2 separate regions of the Homo sapiens genome follow, and region 1 is linked to region 2. Evidence: read pairs that join two places in POLR2A ChIA-PET (ENCODE). Cell type or tissue: endothelial cell of umbilical vein. All regions are shown on one strand. Each heading gives the region's core, and the rest is flanking DNA. Links, peaks and the distances in the headings are about the cores only.

The links. Peaks named below come from ENCODE experiments on the same cell type or tissue, not always from the same donor. Only the 100,000 strongest peaks of a DNase experiment are listed, where the experiment ranks them.
Region 1: POLR2A ChIA-PET joins it to region 2 with 6 read pairs; 3 of 35 experiments call an interaction of 5 or more read pairs at or near these places.

The regions. Positions count from the first base shown.
Region 1 is chr1:94,262,636-94,268,016 of GRCh38, reverse strand. All of the region lies in intron 2 of ARHGAP29-AS1 (ARHGAP29 antisense RNA 1), which reads right to left. It also overlaps a transcript of ARHGAP29 not described here. Among named protein-coding and RNA genes, the nearest start is that of ARHGAP29-AS1, 17 kb to the right of the region's middle. In endothelial cell of umbilical vein, for the core only: no CTCF peak of the experiment used is centred there; DNase peaks (open chromatin) are centred at 1,936 and 2,786; H3K27ac peaks cover 1,976 bases.
Region 2 is chr1:94,035,857-94,041,170 of GRCh38, reverse strand. It overlaps ABCA4 (ATP binding cassette subfamily A member 4), which reads left to right. Exons shown (of 50, transcript NM_000350.3): 24 at 1,044-1,128; 25 at 3,821-4,026; 26 at 4,383-4,431. Among named protein-coding and RNA genes, the nearest start is that of ABCA4, 83 kb to the left of the region's middle. RefSeq lists an enhancer at 3,340-4,539. In endothelial cell of umbilical vein, for the core only: a CTCF peak has its summit at 1,493 (motif pointing left); DNase peaks (open chromatin) are centred at 1,450 and 2,470; H3K27ac peaks cover 3,365 bases.

The DNA of each region.
Region 1 (5,381 bases), core at 116-5,115, 230 kb before region 2:
GAGCTACAGAAAGGGGAAAAAAGTAACAGAACAAATATTAGCACCACCAATATGCCAAAAAAATGTAGTTATTTCATCTAGCAGCTTGAGCATCCAAGGTCTCTTATTATATAGTGAAGACTGGGATAGTTCAAAGGAATGCAATAATACAACTATTATTTGGGAGGCACTGGCTATTAGATATGCTCAGTGTTAAGCCTTTTTCCTGGATTATTTTATATAGTGATCTCAAGTAATGCTCATTTGATGAATGAGAAAACTGAGTCTTGGAAAAGTTATGTAATTTACCCATGATCACACAGTTAGCAAGTGGCCAGGTCAGGATACGATTCCAGATTTGTTTGGCACTGGAGCCCACTATTTCATTATTTATGTTATGCTATCTTTCCACAATGTTTTATTATATTCGTGTATAAAATGGAAGATTAAACATAGGTGAATTAAATTTTCACTCACAACTATTATTTGGGAGGCACTGACTATTAGATATGCTCAGTGTTAAGCCTTTTTCCTGGATTATTTCATACAGTGACCTCAAAGAATACTCATTTTATGAATGAGAAAACTGAGTGAGAGAAAGAAAAATGAAAATAGGATTTGACAGTCACATTACACTTTTACCTGATCCCAGTACTTAACATAGGTCACTCAAGGATATTCATGGCCACAATCCATATGCAAGACTTGTGACACTGTAGCCTTTGGAAACCAAAACTATAGACCACATCCTAATTGAGAACACACCAGCAATGACTTTCCAGAATTTGGGATTACTAACACACCTGTTGAGGAGCTAAGATGGCCCCATAAGGTCCCAGTTTTCTACTTTAACAGTCCATAGTACTTTGAGACTCCTTTGTAGAAAGGCAGAAAGAAAATGCTAACGAGGCAACTGTCCTATTTCTAAGCTATGGGAGTAATTTCAACTTGAGATATAGTGTTGCATAAGCCAAAGATGAGCAAAATCCTGAGGAAGGCATGATAGCATAATAGAAAGATCCCTGGATTGAGAGCAGATCTGACTTCTTGTCCTGGCTCTACCATTAACTCATGTGACCTTGGGCAAGTAAGTCACTTCACCTCATTGAGCCTTAGTTTCCTCACATGTAAGATGTCCAAAGTTGTAAAGCTTTAAGAATGTCAATAGGTGTGCCTCCTTTAGGAGATAATGATTGGTTTTCGCAAATAGTTGATTTGTGTATGTGTCTCTGGAACGTGAAGGCAATCAGAAAGTTTGATTCAAGTCACTTAGGATGGAAAACTTCAGTGCTAGAGAGGCTATGAATACTAAGAGATAAGTTACCATGAATTTAATAAGGATGGATTAACAGGTACTCCACCTGAATGGTATTCTTTAGAACCAGAGTTATGGGAATGAGTTGGTTCTCCCAGCCTCTCTCTGTGTTCTACACCCTGAGCCCCACCACAATGCAGGTGAAAAGAAGCAAAGGCCATAGTATGAAGGGGCTCAGTTCATGAAGGGGGAAGGAAAGAAGAGATGGAAGAGGTAAGGAGTTAGCTCTTCAGTTAGCACAGTGAGCACACTATTCAGAAAAAATTAGTCCCTATCAGGAAGAGAGACTCAGAACTCCATTCAAAGCTCCGATAACTCCCCAACATAATTTGGAGGTGAGAGAATATTGATTTGTTGAGAGGAGTTTCTGGACTAGCACGGGCCCCAGGAGTTTCTAGTCTTTTTGTAATCAGGAGGAAACCAAGGAATAAGCATGCCATAGAAGGAGCAGAATGACAGTGACCAGTGTTCATTCAATGCCTGGCTTTTGAGCCTGGCTGACTCACTGCTCTGGACATGCCAGTCCATTTGCCTGTCATTTTCTATTTTCCTGCTAGCATTGCTGTAGAAAGGCCAGCTCTTCCTCTTATTCTAATCGCCTGAACCCTAAGTAGATTTCGGTTTCCTTTAATCAAATGCAGCTTGACCAGAAAGAACACCACCATGTGCCTTGCCCTGCTGGCTCATAAAATAGCCCAGAAACAAAAGCAATGTTTCTTCCCAGTCTCCCTGCATCACATGCTTGTTCTATGCCAAGTCTATAGCAGCTGCTAGAGTGGAGGGGCACCAGACACTCATGGATTTTTGGACTTTGGCTCCCATGAACCAAGAAACATATCCTCACTCTTTTGATTTTGGTGCTCCCCCATTCCCTCTGGTGAAATAGCACCCACAGCCTCTCACCTTGTAGAACCTACTAAGGTGACCAGTCACCCCCACCCTTGAAGCAGGGTGATTCAGACATTCAGCAATAGGTCTAAGGAAAAAGTCACTGGAGTCTGGGGAGCAGAAGCAGTAGAAAGGTGGGAGACCCCCACAACTGTTAGATAAAAGCACCTTGGTAGCTTTTCAAAATTGGTAACATAGAACTGGGTAAGAACACGCTATAGAGGGATGATCAGGGCATTCCAGGCAATAATTGCTGGTGTATTTCTTAGAGTTTCTTCAGTTCTGAGTGGCTGCCCCTATTATCCACTTTCCTTCCCAAGGTATGTCCCTGGAAAGGATTTGCTGGAAAAAGGATGGTCTGAGACTGGACTGCCCATACTCACATATTAGGCCCCACATTCTCAGTAGAAAACTGAAATTGGAGGGGTTAAAATATCCTATCCACATAGCTTCTGGAGCAGGGCCAGAGCCAAGGAGGAAGCAGGCCCATCAGGAATGCGAGGTCATGCCTGCCAGGGCAGCTTATAGATTCAGCTCACAGGGAAGCCAGACCCGGTCAGCAATGCCAAGGCAGAAGGGGAGCCAAACTGGGCACTGAGATATCATATGGTGGGCCAGAGGTCAGAAGCAAGTCAGGATGCTGAAGCCAGAGATGGAGCTTCAACAAAATGAGTCAGGAAGGACCTAACAGAAGTAGGGAAGGGCTGGGATGTCTGGGGAGTGGAATAGAGTTCGTTAAGATGCAGCTGGCAAACTGCCATGGCCCTTCTATGCATAATTAATACACTCCTTTCATATTCTGAAGCAAAGTCTTGAAGTATCAGTTTCTCACTGGGCTTGTAACATACGGGCCAGGGCATGCTGGGAATAGTAAAGCCTTGAGCCAAAGTGAAAGGGAGTCACCAGAGTCAGGGGCAAAGCTAGGGCAGAAGTGGCAACCCAAAGGAGGGGGTGGCAATAAGAGACCAAGATTAAACAAATGCATAGAAAATATAGCCCCATTTCACAAGTGCCAAAGTCAAAGCAACGACTAATACAGGAGATCAGCATAAGGGATCAGTGGCCTTGGCAAAGACCGGGGATGGGGTGAGATGGAGGATTGTGACATGCAAAGCTAAATCATCTGGGGAAGTCTATCTAGTAGAAGGTGGAGAAGAGCAAGAGATGACCAGGTGACTGAGCCCCAGGTAATAAGGCAGGCCGAGATGATGCAGAGAAAGCAAATATCAGCTTGATGGCAGAACATAGGATGGGACTCCCCTGAGTGAACTCAAGAGCCCAAAAGAAGCAAGTGGAAGGCAGCCACAGATGGGCATCCAGGGGCATTAGGGAGAACCACTGCCCAAACACACCAAAGCATCTGTGTCTTAGGTTTCAGCCTGTGAGCCAAAGACCATTTCCAGACCCCTACTGATTAGTAGGGGAGGGCTGTTGATGTTCTTCCCAAATGGAGTCTTCTCAGTCTTGGGACAGAAGGTGCAGGATTTGGATGGTTGAGCACCAACCATGAACAATGGAGATGAGATGAGAATTAACACAGAATCTAATGCAGAAAGACTCAGAGAGGAACCAAAGAACTCCTGAGGCTCAGTGAGAATTGTGCTAAATCATGGAAGAAAGAAATCAAGGGTTGCCATAGTCAGATGGCCATTCTACCGCCATCTCACTACAGCTACTGCCAATATGCTACTGCCAAGATTGTGAATAAGTTTGTTCTTTCTGGAGATCAATTTGGCATTACGTACGAAGAGTTATAAAAATATACCCAGCCTTTGACCCAAAATTTACACTTCTAGGGATCTCAACTAGGGAAATAGGATTGATGCAAGCTCGGTTTTAACAAGGATGCTCACCACTGTGTTACTTATACCCAAAGAACATTGGGAACAATACAAGCACTCAATAGCAGAGAACTTTTAACTGGCTAAAGTAAGGAACTTCTAGAAGATGAACTATTATGTGGCCACGTTAAATCATGCTCTTGAATGGCATGGGAAAATGTTTATATTATAAAAAGCTAAGTGAAAAATGACAGAACAAACCAAAGTACATAGTGGTGTACATGGAATAATTTCAATTTTGTGAAAAATTTACATATATCCACACAGGAGAAAACATTGACTGAAAGGAAAAATACTGAGGTATTAATAGTCACTATCACGGATAGTGATATTATATATTATTTTAGAATTCTAACCAATTTTCTAAAATGAATCTTGTATTATTATAAGCAGAAAATATAAACATATTATGTAAAACCCAAGGGGAAATAGGGAAGGGAATGGAATTCATTACACTGAAGGGCTCTGCCTCCTCATGTGATATTTCATAATTATGCATGAGTACGTGGTCTGCATGATGTCTAACATTGTTAGAGCACTGCATTTTCTGATTGCAGATGAAAACCAGATGCACAAGACCCCAAACCTTTTTTTTTTTAACTTTTAAGTTCAGGAGTACATGTGCAGGTTTGTTATATAGGTAAATTTGTGTCACAGGGGTTTGTTTTACAGATTATTTCGTCACCCAGGTATTACGTCTACTACCTATTTATTTTTCCTGATCTTCTCCCTCCTCTCAACTTCCACCCTCCAATAGGCTCCTGTGTCTGTTGTTTTCCTCTATGTGTCCATGTGTTCTCATCATTTAGCTCCCACTTATAAGTGAGAACATGCAGGATTTGATTTTCTGTTCCTATGTTACTTTGCTAAGGATAATGGCCTTCAGCTCCATCCATGTTCCTGCAAAGGACATGATCTTGTTCTTTTTTATGGCTGCATAATATTCCTTGTATATATGTACCACATTTTCTTTATCCAGATTACCGTTGATGGGCATTTAGGTTGATTCCATGTCTTTGCTATTGTGACTAGTGCTGCACATGAACATATGTGTGCATGTGTCTTTATGGTAGAACGATTTATATTCCTTTGGGTGTATACCCAGTAATGGAATTGCTGGGTTGAATGGTAGTTCTGTTTTTAGATCTTACAGAAATTGTCTTCCACAATGGCTGAACTAATTTACACTCCCACCAACAATGTACAAGTGTTTCTTTTTCTCCGCAACCTTGCCAGCATCTGTCATTTTTTTGACTTTTTAGTAATAGCCATTCTGACTGGTGTGAGATGGTATCTCATTGTGGTTTTGATTTGCATTTCTCTAGTGATCAGTGATGTTAAGCTTTTTTTCATATACT
Region 2 (5,314 bases), core at 1-5,000:
GAAGGAGCACACAGCACGGGGCTGCCACTCCAGACATGGCTACTCACACAGGCTCTCGCCACCAGAATCAGTGTCTTTGTTCTGGGACCATTTGCAGAAGATTTCGATGAACACATTCTGAAGCCTCCTCCTACAGAGATGCTTTAGCCAAAATGAAACAACTAGCTTTAAATGGTCTGCAAGTATTACATGCCAGATTACACACCAGTTTGGTGCGGTTTGGTGCAACATAGAAGTGAGTGTCTTATTCTGTAAGGTTAGGCTGTTTTAAGAGCAATTGGTTGAGCTTCATTTCAACATTAATATTCCCTAATTAAACCTGAATTTCAGTGGTAAGTGAAAACTAAGAAGAGGCCTCCTTGGGTGCTATAACATAAAAATGATGAAGGCAAAAAGTACCAACCAGCAGAGACCACTTCAGCACATCAGGAGACCCAGTTTTATGTCTGTGCTGCGAAGTGAACAAACTGTGTCATCCTAGGCAAATTATTTAATTCCTCCTTTTTTTTAGTATTTTTTTCTTCTTCACATGGAACATGAAGCTAATGACCTCTGCTTCTATTTCTTAGGGATGTGAAGATAAGTGAGATAAAGTATTATAAATGTGCTCTGGGCTTCTTAAGAACAGGCATTGCTCACATTCAAATGGTCATGATTATGATATGGCAGCATTATTTATGCCTCTGGTTTAAGTGTCTGGCTGCCGCTGGGGTTTCCTATGTCCATCCACGGGGAGGGAGGCACAGAATGTCTCCCACAGGCAGAACCTACAGCTGCCACATAATTGATGACAAGCCAAAGGGACCCTTGGAGGTTCTGCTCCTCTCTGTGTGTGACTCACACACTCTCTAGGATAAAATCAAGCGACTACACCCTCAAAATGCTCAGATGAATTAACAGATTAAACAGTGAAGAAAAAAATGTGTTGACTACACTTGGCAGTGAGAAATAAATAAAGCGGGCGGTGACAGCAGCTGGCATCAGGGAGAGGCTGTCATGGAAGGGATGTGCATCTTGTCAGTCATCCCATCCATCTGTTGCAGGGGACCTGCAGCTGCTCGTCTAAGGGTTTCTCCACCACGTGTCCAGCCCACGTCGATGACCTAACTCCAGAACAAGTCCTGGATGGTAAGGACTGGACGGGCCATACTTGGGTTCCGTCTGGCAGCCATCTCCCAGTATTGCTGGGTGTGTCCTGTTGTGATGCATTTTAATGGGAGCAAAGAGAACACTGGGTACTTCTGCAGGTCACACAGTTGTTCTTTTGCTTTGAGCTTCTTTCTCCTCTTCCTTCTTCCTTCATTCCCAAAGGGATTTTAAAAGTCATGCACCTAAAGGCCCTCTCCCTTTAATGAGGAATACACTCTGTGCTCTTACCCTTAGTAAGCCATCATTCCTGGGGTCCCCCTGCCCTGGCTCCAGGCCACATTCCTTAGTGTCTGGGGAGAGCTTCTTCTACATGTGTGCCGTGGCGCCCTCTAGTGGAAGCATGGTGATGCACGGCTCTTCCAGTGAATTCGTGGAGTCAGAGATTGCACATGTGGATGGCAAGTCTGGAAATAGCATACACCCCTGTTATACTCCTGATTCTCCCCTCAGCTTCCCAATTTCCCAGTGATTCTCCCTTTAATTAGGATGCACTGAAGCTCTCAGGGGTGCCCCCATCTCCAAGGAGCTGCAGTGGAGAGGCTATCCCCTCTCTATGTGAGAGAATGTGTGAGAAGCGTATTCCCACACAGGAGCAAAACTAAACTTACGTACTGATGCAGGTTAATGAATGGGGAAAGTATCTGCTTATCAAAGAAAAGGCATATTTTTCTATTTAGCACAAACTTTTTCAAATGTTAAGAATTTACTAACTGAAATCTGGTGAAGCAAGAGAACCGGGCAATATTTGCGTTGTCTGATCATTACAACTGGAGGGAACATGCTCAGAGAGGCATCATCACTGTTCATGCACCTGCCCTCTCTTTACACTGAGAGACCCTGTGATGAACAGAAAACATCTTTTTAGGATGACATCTCTGGGTCTTTCTCCTAGCCTGCCTTGCTGTGGGTACCTATCTCCCTGCTCTCTGAACCTTGGTCAAGAAGTTTATATTTGTTTTAAATTGATACTAATATGTTAAGTTACTGTGATTTGCCAAAATCAGATTGGAAACAGGGCCTGCATGGCTGAATGATTCTTTTTTTTAAATTACTTTATTTCTAAATAAAGGTTTTCTTTGTATAGAATCGGGATGCTGTGAATGGTGGGAAATGCACTAAATAGTTATGCCCCAAATAAGAAAGGGAAAATCATTTGAATCCCCAGTTAGCTCCTTGAAAGTCTTTTCACTTAAACACACCCACATACCACACACACACTCACAGACCTCCCTCCCAGATGCCCAAAGCCCTGCTGACCTACAGAGCTACTTCTGGAAAGGCTGACACATGCCTAAGACACAATTCCTGGGAATCCAGCAGCTTTGGGTTCAATTTCCTTCCTAAAAGAACAATGAATATGACCCCTGGAGAGCTATTAGGGCAGAGCTGCTTCCTTAACGTAAAGGACTCTCCAGCCTCCGTATGAAGTCATCTCAGAGCTAAAGACAATCAAGTCCAACTTGCAGATTTGACATAAAGCAAGACTTCCAATCCGGCTAGGCAGAAGGATTTTGGTTGAAAACCATGAAATCCCTTCATATGGATCATTTTTTAAACAACAAAAAAAGAAAAGAACCTACTGGGTGTCCACAACTCTGAGAGCTGCTTTCTGAAGAGTCATGTTTTGAGTCCTGGAATCCCTCTCCCTTTGACCTGCCTCTCAAGACAATGTGCGAGAGAACTCTCTCTTCAAGTGCATGCAAGTGAGGTTTTCACAGTTAGATTTTTAATTTTAAAGTAATACACATTTGTACATAAAATTCAATTCTGACTGTATACATGTGTCAGATAAACAGTTGATACCTGACACTTGTTCACAGTCTATGATACGCACCGCATATCCTACCCTCTCCCCCAGCCTCTCTCCATGGCTTCTCAACCCCCCCTCTGCATTTCCTGTGACCTGAGGATTCAGTTTTGTTTGTGGAGGCAGGTGCAATCCCAAGAGAAACTGTGCAATCTTCTGAGAAGTTAGAGTAGGCATGTGTGTGTGATTTAGGGAAGGTACTTCTCACTCAGCTTGGTCACCGGTTCCAGGTTTGTGTCTTGGGCAAGTCCCCCATAGCTGGTGACAGACCAGAAAAATGAAAACAACTTTGACTTAGCCCTCAAGTTTTCAGTGAATGAGAATGAAAAACAACCATGAGTAAGAGATTTCTTACCGAGATGATGTAAAGGATAATAATAGCAGCCAGCACTCACCTATGTGCCAGGTATTTCTCTAACTGCTTTGTGTAGTTTGACTCATCCAGTCCTCAAAAACAACAATGAAGTGGATACCAGTATTTTCCCCTTTTCACAGATGAGGAAAGTCTAATGTGACCCACCCAACATAACATAGTTTGAGGGGACAGAGCATTTCGTTGAACAGAGGAGGAACTGGCACAGGAAAGTTGCATGACCCCCCCACCAACCTCCGCCCCCAGGTTGCACAGCTAGCTAGTCGGGAGGACTTTGCTTCCGTTTCCCTCTGCCTCTCAATGATGATCTCAGGGCCAACTAAGCTAAAAGCAGACTTGATGGAGCATCAGTCCTCTGAAAGAGTCACTGCCGAGATACAAAATACCTCTTCTTCAAAGGGGAAGTGGAGAGAAGTAGGAAATCTGGGTAACCTCACAGTCTTCCAGTTTCTGGAAAACAGAGCTGGCATCAGTCTTTTTTCTTGTCCTAGGGGATGTAAATGAGCTGATGGATGTAGTTCTCCACCATGTTCCAGAGGCAAAGCTGGTGGAGTGCATTGGTCAAGAACTTATCTTCCTTCTTCCAAATAAGAACTTCAAGCACAGAGCATATGCCAGCCTTTTCAGAGAGCTGGAGGAGACGCTGGCTGACCTTGGTCTCAGCAGTTTTGGAATTTCTGACACTCCCCTGGAAGAGGTAAAGTAGAGATTCCAGCTGGTTTCTGTCAAGTGCCAGAAGTGGCGGTTCTTTGAAAAAGTCTAACATTAGAGCAAAGTTTTGTAAAAGCAAAAAGCCATCGTTCCCCACCCAAGCATAGCAACTATCTTTATTTTTGGCATAGTTCCCCCATCTCTGCATGCATACAAATTTTATGTACTTGTGGTTACTGTGTGCTTACGTTTTTGTATTTATAGAAGATGATGTTCTCAGATAGAGTCGTAATGGATTTTCTTCCCATTATGAAGCAATACCCAACAAAACAGAGCTTGGGTTAGATTTTTCTGAGAATAAGAATGACTAAACAAAATTCTCTCTTTTTTTCTTCTTGACAGATTTTTCTGAAGGTCACGGAGGATTCTGATTCAGGACCTCTGTTTGCGGGTATGGTGCTGGAGCCAGTGGCTTGTTCCCTTCCTTGCCTCCCTCCCAAGTTCCATCTCGAAAGTCTAAGGGGCTGGGCACAGTGGCTCATGCCTGTAATCCCAGCAATTTGGGAGGCCAAGGCAGATGGACCACCTGAGTTCGAGACCAGCCTGGCCAACATGGTGAAACCCCATCTGTACTAAAAATACAAAAATTAGCTAGGTGTGGTGGCGCGCACCTGTAATTCCAGCTACTCGGGAGGCTGAGGCAGGAGAATCACTTGAACCTGGGAGGCAGAGGTTGCAGTGAGCAGAGATTGTGCCACTGCACTGCAGCCTGAGCGACAAGAGCAAAATCCATCTCAAAAAAAAAAAAAAGTCTAAGGAAAAAGTCATGAAACAACAAAGCAGGCAAATACTCCTCCATAGTATCTGACTCCCCAGTAGTAGGCATTTTGCATCCTAGATGGCTTTGAGTGACAAAGGAATAACAGACTGAGTTAGGTCTAGATGGGGACACTTTGGATGAATGAGGATTCTTACGGAGGTCAGGTTGGTAGCTTCATCCCTCAGCTCCTCATGCTGTATCCCCAGTCTCTCGGCCTGCCATGTCATCATCCTCATCTCCTCCTGTCATCTCCACCAGGCCTCTGATCCATCTCTGTCTGCATGAGTGACAGCTGGCAGAGTCCTTAATGTTTATCAAATACAACTCAGACGTCAGTCTCCTGGCCCCTTTGAGATCAACATAAAATCATTTTGAACCCTTATTTAGTGGTCTATGGGCTTTGAAAACATGGGGACCAAAATTCCTGTGGATTCTAGAAGTCTCTCTTCTACATGTGTCAGCCTGGGCACCAACTAGCTCCTTCCATGAACTTTTATCAAACCCACAGCCACAC